2 separate regions of the Homo sapiens genome follow, and region 1 is linked to region 2. The links are chromatin contacts, found by Hi-C or POLR2A ChIA-PET in ENCODE. All regions are on one chromosome and are shown on one strand. Each heading gives the region's core, a stretch centred on a gene start or an enhancer-like site at or near the end of the contact. The rest is flanking DNA. Distances are from core to core; before and after follow the strand shown. Region 1 has its middle 2.7 kb from the start of TNFSF9. Region 2 overlaps MLLT1 (MLLT1 super elongation complex subunit).

What was found. A loop is a pair of places that touch in the nucleus more often than their neighbours do. ChIA-PET counts read pairs that join two places held with the same protein, here RNA polymerase II (POLR2A). Pooled maps may share reads with other maps.
Region 1: POLR2A ChIA-PET joins it to region 2 with 22 read pairs in PC-3. The contact joins two enhancer-like sites. A Hi-C loop is called at or near these places in 3 of 37 single-sample maps with no recorded cell type and 4 of 50 pooled maps. POLR2A ChIA-PET finds 5 or more read pairs at or near these places in 4 of 52 experiments (A549, HEK293, PC-3 and 1 more).

What each region holds. Positions count from the first base shown.
Region 1 is chr19:6,525,685-6,530,899 of GRCh38, forward strand. No RefSeq gene overlaps it. Among named protein-coding and RNA genes, the nearest start is that of TNFSF9, 2.7 kb to the right of the region's middle. RefSeq lists enhancers at 2,330-2,559, 2,990-3,249 and a silencer at 5,170-5,215. Within about 2 kb of position 2,232, at least 2 of the 41 ENCODE cell types and tissues checked have a DNase peak (open chromatin) inside an H3K27ac peak, as active enhancers do.
Region 2 is chr19:6,220,132-6,225,161 of GRCh38, forward strand. It overlaps MLLT1 (MLLT1 super elongation complex subunit), which reads right to left. Exons shown (of 12, transcript NM_005934.4): 6 at 1,990-2,553. Among named protein-coding and RNA genes, the nearest start is that of MLLT1, 57 kb to the right of the region's middle. Within about 2 kb of position 3,505, at least 9 of the 41 ENCODE cell types and tissues checked have a DNase peak (open chromatin) inside an H3K27ac peak, as active enhancers do.

The DNA of each region.
Region 1 (5,215 bases), core at 982-3,481, 300 kb after region 2:
ATTCCAGGTTCAATGAACACTCCTGTTTCCCACTACCTGCCATTTTTTTTTCTCTTTCCAGAAACCCTGCCATTTTCCTTTCTCTCTCTTTTTTTTTTTTTTTTTTTTTGCTTTTTTTTTGAGATGGAGTTTCACTCTTGTCGCCCAGGTTGGAGTGCAAAGGTGCGATCTTGGCTCACTGCAACCTCTGCCTCCCGGGTTCAAGCAATTCTCCTGCCTCAGCCTCCTGAGTAGCTGGGATTACAGGTATGTGCCACCATGCTGGCTAACTTTTTTTTGTATTTTTAGTAGAGGCGGGGTTTCACCATGTTGGCCAGGCTGGTCTTGAACTCCTAACCTCAGGTGATTCACTCACCTCCGCCTCCCAAAGTGCTGGGATGACAGGTGTGAGCCACCGCGCCCAGCCCGTTTTCCTTTCTGCTTTTTTTTTTTTTTTTTTTTTTTGGAAACGGAGTCTTGCTCTGTCGCCAGGCTGGAGTGCAGTGGGGTGATCTCGGCTTACTGCAATCTCCGCCTCCTGGGTTCCAGCGATTCTCCTGCTTCAGCCTCCCGAGTGGCTGGGACTACAGTGCGCACCACCACGCCCATGTAATTTTTTGTATTTTTAGTAGAGACGGGTTTCACCATGTTGGCCAGGATGGTCTCGATCTCTTGACCTTGTGATCCACCTGCCTTGGCCTCCCAAAGTGCTGGGATTACAGGTTTGAGCCACCGCCCCGGCCATTCCTTTCTCTTAAGGGAAAAAAAAAAAAAAAAAAAAAAGGCTGCACGCCGTGGCTCACACCTGTAATCCCAGTACTTTCGGAGGCCAGGGCAGGAGGACCCATTCAGCCCAGGAGTTAGAGACCAGCCAGGGCAACATGGAGAGACTCCGTCTCAATTAACATATAAAATAAAATATCCTGTGTGCATTCACTTAGGAAAAAATGCAATAAAATAAAATAAAAAATAAGAATGAAAAAGGACCTGGCGACTCAGCAGCCCACCGAGGTAGCTCACGCCTATAATCCCAGCACTTTGTGAGGTCGAGATGAGCGGATCACTTGAGCCAAGGAGGTGGACTGGGCAATATGGTGAAACCCCATCTCTTCAAATAATACTAAATTAGCTGAGCATTGTGGTGCGCACCTATAGTCCTAGCTACTGGGGAAGCTGAGGTGAGAGGATTGCTTGAGCCTGGCGGTTGAGGTTGCTGTAAGCTGTCATTACCCACTGCACTCCAGCCTCGGTGACAGTGTGAAATCCTGCCTCAAAAAAATAAAAATTACTTAGAAAGGGCCAGGTGAGGTGGCTCATACCTGTAGTCCCAGCACTTTGGGGAGTCTGAGGTGGGAGAGTCACTTAAGCCCAGGAGTTTGAGGTTGCAATGAACCACGATGACACCACTGCACTCCAGCCTGGGCAACAGAGTGAGATGCTGTCTATTTTTTTTTTTTTTGAGACGGAGTCTTGCTCTGTCACCCAGGCTGGAGTGCAGTGGTACAATCTTGGCTCACTGTGACCTCCACCTCCCAGATTCAAGTGATCCTCCCGCCTCAGCCTCCCAAGTAGCTGGAACTACAAGCTAGTGCCACCATGCCCAGCTAATTTTTGTAGTTTTTTTTTTTTTAGTAGAGACAGGGCTTCACCATGTTGCCCAGGCTGGTTTTGAACTCCTGAACTTAAGTGATCCACCCGCCTCAGCCTCCCAAAGTGCTGGGATTACAGACGTGAGCCACCATGCTGGGCTGAGAACCTATCTTAAAACAAAAAATTGCTTCTCTGATTCTCTCTTATGGAAAGTGGAGAGGAGTTGGTGTCCCTTCTGCAATTTTTTTTTTTTTTTGAGATAGAGTCTCACTTTGTCACCCAGGCTGGAGTGCAGTGGCACGATCTCGGCTCACTGCAACCTCCGCCTCCCGGGTTCAAGGATTCTCTTGCCTCAACCTCCCGAGTAACTGGGATTATAGGCATCTGCCATCACGCCTGGCTAATTTTAGTATTTTTAGTAGAGATGGGGTTCACCATGTTAGTCAGGCTGGTCTTGAACTCCTGACCTCAGGTGATCCACCTGCCTCAGCCTCCCAGAGTGCTGGGATTACAGGCGTGAGCCACTGCGCCCGGCCTTCTTCTGCAAATTTATCTATGGCAAACTTCTGTATTTTAGCCGCCATCCACCACATTATTCATAGTTGAGGGGATTCACCAACGAGTAGGTCTTAGGGGTGGTGGAAATCTAAGGAAACTCACCTTTCCGTTCTGCTGGCTTGTAATTTTTTTTTTTTGGTTTACGAACAATTGCTCAAGTGTGACTACAGTGAAGTTTCAGGAGACAGTGAAAACAGAGGCTGGTTCAGTTTGTCATCTTGACCCGGAAGGGATGGTGTAAAGGGAGACATGAGTGGTGAGAAAGTGTCTGGCAGTTGCGGTTCTGGGGAAAGAATGTTCCAGGCCGAGGAATAGCAGATGCGAAGGAAAAACGTGGGCACAAGTGGCATTCTCAAACTTGCGGGGCCGTCGGAATCTTCTGGAGGACACCCCCTCTGAGAGTTTCCGGAGGTTTAGGCGGGGTGCTAGAATTTGCATAGCTAATTGATAGTGGCCCTGTTGCTGGGTCGGGCCTCACACGTGGAGTACCCAAACCGTATATAGGAAGTGTTTAGCATTTGGTAATGCTCCTTCAACACTAGCCAGTAACATTACTGTTTTCTCTGCAATCCCCCAGGGAGGCCCAATACAGGATCAGACACAGTGCTGACCTGGAAGATACTTGTTCTGTTGAATGAGAAGTCTACCTTATGACTGGGCACGGTAACGCATGACTGGCATCACAGTGCTGAGAGGCCAAGACAGGAGCATTGCTTGAGTCCAGGAGTTTGAGACCAGCTGAGCAACATAGCAAGACCCTGTCTCTATAAAAAGTAAAAAATTAAAAAAAAAAATTGGTAGGCATGGTGGTATGTGCCTGTAGTTCCAGCTATTCAGGAGTCTAAGACAGGAGGATGGCTTGAACCCAGGATTGGAGGCTGCAGTGGGCTATGATCGTGCCACTGCACTCCAGCTTGGGCGACAGAGCAAGACCTTGTATCTGAAAGCAAAACAAAAGTCCCTTTATTTTATGGGCTGTTGACTTCTGCTAGCAGAGGGATGAAAGGCGTGGTCTACCCTCCCATCTCCCATGGGGCTGGGAGATGGGAAGGGAGTTGGCCATTGTGGACCCACACTGGTCTGGGCAGACCAGGACTTCAACACCAGCCAAGGGCTTTCCCCGGGTCACGTCCCTCTCCATCTGGGAGTGCTTCCTCTTTTGGGGCCAAGTTTTCACCGCTTCTTGGCCCATCCTCCCAGCCCCGGATTGGCCGCCTCCAGCAGGCCAGAGCAGATGGGAAATGTGTTTCCTCCAACTCGCTCAACACTGTCCCTTTCTTGCAAGGGGAATTTCTCCACCTGGACTCTCCGAGCTTCTGCTTGTAGGGTCCCGAGGGGCTCCTGCCGGGAACCATCCAGTGGGTGGGTGGGGGCAGGCCAGGGAAGGCCCAGGGGTCCCGGGGAAGGTGGCCAGGAGGGCTGAGCATGACACTCAGGGTTCCACTGGGGGGTTGGGGATCAGGGGGCAGATGCTCCAGGAGTGAGGGTGGTTGAGGCTTGGCTGAAGCCTGACCCTTCTTAGGAAGTGCTGGATGTGGGGGAACCCGGGGGAGTCCTAGTGATGGGGGGCTAGGGGGTGCTGAGAGGAGGGGAAGGAGACAAAGAGAGACTAAAGAAGGAAAAGGAGAGAGACAGGGAGAGACAGAGAGTCAGAGAGAGACAGAGGGAATCAGAGACAGAGAGAAACAGGGAGAGAGACAGAAAGAGTGAGAGCCAGAGACATACAGAGACAGGGAGAGACACAGAGATGCATAAAGAGAGGGAGTCAGAGATGGAGAGAGACAGAGATAACGGAGCCAGAGATAGGGAGAGTCAGAGACAGAGAGAAAGAAACACACAGACTGACACAGATAAAAGAGCCAGAGACAGGGAGAGGCAGAGACAAAGAGAGATACAGAGACAGAGATAACAGAGCCAGAGACAGAGAGACAGAGACAGAGATAACAGAGCCAGAGACAGGGAGAGAGTGTCAGAGACAGAGACAGACACAGAGATAACAGAGCCAGAGATAGGGAGAGTCAGAGACAGAGAGAAAGAGACACAAGACAGACATAGATAAAAGAGCCAGAGACAGGGAGAGGCAGAGACAAAGAGAGATACAGAGACAGAGATAGCAGAGCCAGAGACAGGGAGAGAGTGTCAGAGACAGAGAGACAGACACAGAGATAACAGAGCCAGAGATAGGGAGAGTCAGAGACAGAGAGAAAGAGACAGACAGACATAGATAAAAGAGCCAGAGACAGGGAGAGAGACACAGAGACAGAGACATAGAGACAGAGATAACAGAGCCAGAGACAGAGTCAGAGACAGAGACAGAGAGAGCCAGACACAGAGACAGAGAGAGAGAGTCACAGCCAGAGACAGCGACAGAGATAACAGAAGCAGAGAGAGGGAGAAAGATAACAGAGCCAGAGACAGTCAGAGACAGAGATAGAGAGACAGAGATAACAGAGCCAGAGACAGATACAGAGACAGAGATAACGGAGCCAGAGATAGGGAGAGAGAGTCAGAGACAGAGAGAGATATATAGACAGAGATAACAGAGCCAGACATGGGGAGAGAGAGTCAGAGGCAGAGAGAGAGAAGACAGATAGAGAGACAGAGCCAGTGATAACAGAGCCAGAGACAGGGAGAGAGAGTCAGAGAGAGATACAATGAGAGACAGAGATAACAGCCAGAGACAGAGTTAGACAGAGAGATACAGAGACAGAGATAACAGAGCCAGAGACAGGGAGAGAGAATTAGAGACAGAGATAGAGAGAGACAGAGACAGAGATAATACAGGCACAGAGGCACGCATAGACATAAATTGGCAGAGAGAGAGAAAGATCTCTTTCCACCCACTGCAGAGGCAATCAACAGAGACAGAGAAAGACGTTAACGGGGAGACACAGAGAGCAAAGGAGACTGAGTCAGCAAGAGACCCACAGAGATACCGGGAAAGAGCGGCAGAGAGGGAGAACCAGGGCGATGGAGAGACAGCAGGGAGAAAGGAACCTGGAGCCGAGCTTGGAAGGCCGGAAACGGAAAGGAGAGCGAAAAGCGGAGAGAGATCCGAGTGGAGAAAATTCCGCAGAGTCACGGGGAC
Region 2 (5,030 bases), core at 2,255-4,754:
GTGGGCCAGACCCCAGCTGGTGCAGATTCTTCCGATGGCCGGTTCTGGTAGCACAGCCACACACAGCCTCTGGGGAGGAGCAGCCCAAGACGGCCAAGGGGAAGCCAAGGGGCCAGTGGTCTGGAAGGCCGATGTGCTTCTTCACCATAGCAGCCTGGGCTTCGGTGAAGCCCCCGGGGGAAGAGGCGTCAGGGACTCTGTGCTGTTGGGGCCTGGGTCTCACTCCCGCACAGACCTCGGGGCGCTAAGCCGCATTGCTCAAAAGCCTCTCAGCACGCGGGGCGCTCTTCTTCGGCCAGGAGGAAGTCCCAAAGCCTCCTCCAGCAACTCCAGCCTCAAGGCCACCCAGCCACTCTAAGCAGCGGCGTCCGAGGTGGCAGGAAGCTCCCCACAAAATATTCCAGCTGTTTCACAACACTGGTGGCGGGAGCCAGGAGCCAACTCACTCACTGCCGGGGGCCAGGCCGGGTGAGCAGAGCGGAGTGGAGCGGGCCGTGGAGCTGCCTTGCCGCTGCCCAGCGTGCTGCACACCCAGCCCCAGGTACCAGAAGACCTCGCCTGGAGATGCCTGGCCTGGGACTGCATGTCACTCAGTACCTATCCCCAACCCTGGGGTAGAAGGGAGGGGACAAGCGCCTGCCCAGGGCTGTGGTTGCTGCACAGGCAGAGAAGGGGTCAGGCTCGGTGCCCAGCAGGCACCGCCAGGCCCTCCCACAGCTGGGAGGGCTACTGAGATGGGCCGGGACTTCTGGAAGGTGGCACCGGCCCCCCCACCGCCTCAGGGTCATAGCAGATGGTGCCGTCTTCAGCCACTGCCAAGCCATGGGAGCACCGGGCACTCAGCCTTGCCAGCCCATGTGTCTATGAGCCAGGATGCACTGTTACCCAGAGGCTGGACCGTCACCCCCAGCCAGCCCCACCACCTCCATGAGGGCCCTGGGGGCAATGAGCGCTGCCCACATAACCCCCTCGGGCTTTGTGGCTGGGACCTGCATTCAAAGCCCCAGCGGCTTTTCAAAGCCTCAGCAACCCAGAGGCAAAGCTTCCTTGAGGGCAAGCCGGACCCACAAAAGGCCCCTGAGGGCTGGGGCTGGCAACAGAGGTAAATGGCCCAACCCTCATCCATCCATTCATTCATTTTTACCGGGCCCAGTGTCTGTTGTCTAAATGCCAAGTGCCAGATAATAGCGCTGGAAGACACCACCGCCGTCCCAGGCCCCAAACAGGGTCTGGCCACAAGACCATGAGGTGGCTACCAGCTCTTGCGGCTCAAGTCATGTCTGATGCAGTCCTCTGAGAATGTCCGGACGCTGTGCTGTGGGACAAGCCAGCAGCCTCTCATGGTGACAAGGCCGGTCCCTGACAGGGGTCCTCGTTCCAAGCTCAGACACTGGTGGGGCCAGATGTGAGTATCCCCAAGTCACAGCTGTGTGCGATGGGTGTGGGCAGGAGGGATGCTCTTGACCCCACCAGCCACCTAAATAGGGAGCCGGGCACGGACCTGTTGCTCCTCATGGCTAGGGGCTGTCTGAAGCCCTCATCATTAACCTCCAGACAAGGGTGAGTCTCCCAGATGCCCTATTGGCAGAGCTCCAGGCCGGGCTGACCACGCCATGGTCAGAGCAACCATGAGACACGCTTGCCCACTGGCACCAGAGCGGCCAAGACCCGGGCCCATGCAGGGGGCTGCTGGAGGAGGGGAGCTCAGAACCTCAGGACCACACCATCATGCTTTACCAGAGCCACCCACAAATGCCACCGAGGAGGCGAGGAGGGACTCCTCACGAGGCAGACTTTATCACCTGACAGACAGGGAAACCGAAGCCTAGTGAGGCGTGGAGGCCCCAGGTTACAAGAAGCCAGTGGGAGGAGCAGCTGGTGAGACCTGAGGTCCTGGCTCAGATCCCACCTCCTTCCGCTGTTCCAGAAGGGAGGCGGGTCCCACCACACTGCCTGCACCTGGCTGCCCTGCCCCCAGCACTCACTCACCTCGGACTTGAAGGAGGCCTCGTCCTCTGAGTTGGACTCCTCCACCTCCAGGGCCTTTTTGGCCTCCCGGGGCTCACTCTCGGCCTTCACCTTCTCCCCTCTGGTGCTGCTCTTGTCCTTGGCCGGCTTCTTGTCCGAGAAGGAGGAGGAGGAGGAGGTGCGGGGCGAGGTGCCTGGAGCACTCCGGGACCCCTTCGAGCTGCTCTTCTTCTGCTTCTTGGCGCTGGGCTTTGGCGAGTCGGCGGTGGCCGGCCGCTTGCTGGAAGCCCGGGGTGGGGGTGGGGGTGGGGGTGGGGGCCCACCCTTGGGGGACGTGCTTTCCAGCTTGGTCTCTTTCAGGGCCATCTTGGGTTCCTTGAAGGCAGCCTTGGGCGGTGGCGCCTTCTCCTCCTTGGGCAGCCGGCCCTCGCCCAGCTTCCGCGAGGTGTCCTTGGAGCTTTTGGCCTGCTCACGCTCCAGCTCCTTGGAGGAGCTCTTGCTCTCGGAGTCTTTGCGGGGCCGCTCCCGGTGCTCCTTGGTCACCTTGTGTGGCTTGGAGGTCTTGCTGCTCTCCTTGTTGGCGTCCTGCAAGGCCAAGAGCAGGGAGGGCAAGGGGAGAGACAAGGTCACGTGGCATTGCGGGGCGCCCTGCTCCGCCACCCCTGACCCCTACAAAGCATAATCCACCTGATTCAGCCTCAGCTAGAGAAACTCTTCCATAAAGCAAAAAGGTAAGGCAGTAGGTGAGAGTTTTACATGGAGCTGTCCCTTTAAACTACTAGGAAGTGTCAGCTGGTCCCCGGCAGCTGCAGGCTAAGATTCCCCTCAGAATTGAACTGACATTCCCTGAGGGATTCAAGAAGAGCACAGGGTGAGTCAGGCAGAGCATGGCCACTTCGCCCGCACCCGCCCGCCCTAACACCTCACAGCTGGGCCTGGGCAAGTCAGAGGCTGCGCTGGCACTGCGGGGTGCTGGCGGGCACTGGACGCAGCCCTGCCCCTCATCTCAGCCTCCTTCGCCCAGCACTCATGCTACGTGCGGGAAGCTCAGTGCTTCCTGCTCGGTCACTCACGGGCTTCCTTTCTGAGCCCCGTCGGCCCCTCTCCCCAGGACTCCACACCCCCAGGGTCCAGCCAGCTCAGGCCTGGCTTCGGGAAGCCAACTGCTGAGCGCCCACTGGGTCCCTGGGTCCCAGGTACCGCACGGAGCAAACAGCTCCCGGGCTTCTCAGAAGGGAAACCGCCTGGGTCGCTTTCCTAAAACACCGAGGACATTCCTAGGTCTCTGCCTCGGAAACCCCGGGGGTTTAGGGTGGAGCTGGACTCGGGGGCTGATCCCATTGAGGACAGAGGTAAGATGATGGCAGAGAGCAGCAGGACACAGGCCCAGGAGTGAGCCCAGCTCTGTGACCTGCACACCACAGGACCCAGGCAGAAAACCGAAGCCATCTGTGCCTGCTTCCTCGAGGAAGGGCAAGGCCACCACCTCACTGGGCAATGGCACAGGCCAGGCTGGCAGCGAGCACACAGTGTGGGGGCTGCCAGCACCATGGCTGAGTTGGCTCAGCCCGCGGCCAGCCTGGGCGCTGCTGCTTGTATGCTGTATGTTTCTGCCCTACACCCCATCCGATAGGCACACTGCCAGCACTCCCCACGGTGGGAGCCACGCCTTCACCTTCCCTACAGAGACCCTGTATCACCCCACGCACCCAGGAGCACTGAGCAGGCTTCTCTGCTGTTAGCCACCAGGGGCTCCACCCTTGCTAGGAAAGGAGCAGCGGCCAGCAGGTGCACGGCGGCCCCAGAGCCTGTCCAGACAATTGTGTACCTGGCCTCCCGGCACAGAAGCCAGCAGCAGCCAGATCCCGAAGGCCCTGGGGAGGGGCTCCGGGAGCAGTGAGAGTACCAGGGAGGAGGGGGGCCACGCTTCACAGATCCCCCAAAGACATGCGGGAGGGGCAGGCTGGGTAGAGGCCTCTGAAAACCACCTGAGTGTCCAGGGACAGACTCCTCCCAGCAAAAAACCACAGGGCAGACACAGCTGCTGCCCCATGGCCAGTCTCCTGGGCTGGCCATCTTCTTGCAAAGCCACAGCCCACATTCAGTGTCAAAGGCTCAGGAACAGTACCAGTGGCTGTGAGGCCTCTGCCACCTCCTTGGAGAAAGGGCAAGCCCTGTGCCCAGCCTGGCTCTTCCACCTGGGACAGCGGGAGTGCCCCCAGAATCCCCCCAGCTGGCCTGGGCCATGCAGGGCTATCAGGGGGTGTCCCCTTGGGAGCTGGGGTGTGGAATGGGGCTGTGCTCCACAGCAAGCTACTACCCAAGGAGGGAGGTGTGAGAGACTGCAATGCCACCTGCCACCCTGGCCTCTTCCAGCAGGGGACACACGCCCAGCTGGGCTGCAGGAGCTCAGCCGGGGTCACAGCCACCAAGGGCAGAATGAGAGCAAACTCCAAAGGCACGTCAGAGGCCCCTAACACAGGTCTCACTGTGTGCCCCTGGCCTGGAGTCAGCTGAGCCGCCATTGCCACCAGGGCCTGCCTGGCTAGAAGGAGTCTTCCCACACAGGAGCACAGGCACCCGACACCACAGGTTCTGAAATTAGGCACTACGATTTTTTTGTTTGTTTGTTTGTTTGCTTTTGTTTTGAGACGGAGTCTTGTTATGTCGCCCAGGCTGGAGTGCAGTGGTGCGATCTCGGCTCACTGCAAGCTCCGCCTCCCGGGTTCATGCCATTCTCCTGCCTCAGCCTCCCGAGTAGCTGGGATTACAGGCGCCCGCCACCACGCCCGGCTAACTTTTTGTATTTTTAGTAGAGACGGGGTTTCACCGTGTTAGCCAGGATGGTCTCCATCTCCTGACCTCGTGATCCGAATTAGGCACTAAATTTTAAGCATAACATGAGCACTCTCCAGGGTGAGAAGCCATCAAAATCACGTTTGCAAGGTTGTCTGCGAACCTCCACGGGAAAGAGCAACCAGGCCAAGTACCTGACATTACATGGGTGACACCTGGCTCCCTGCAGCTGCTGCCAGGCAAGGCTGTGAGAGGGTCCTGCCCCC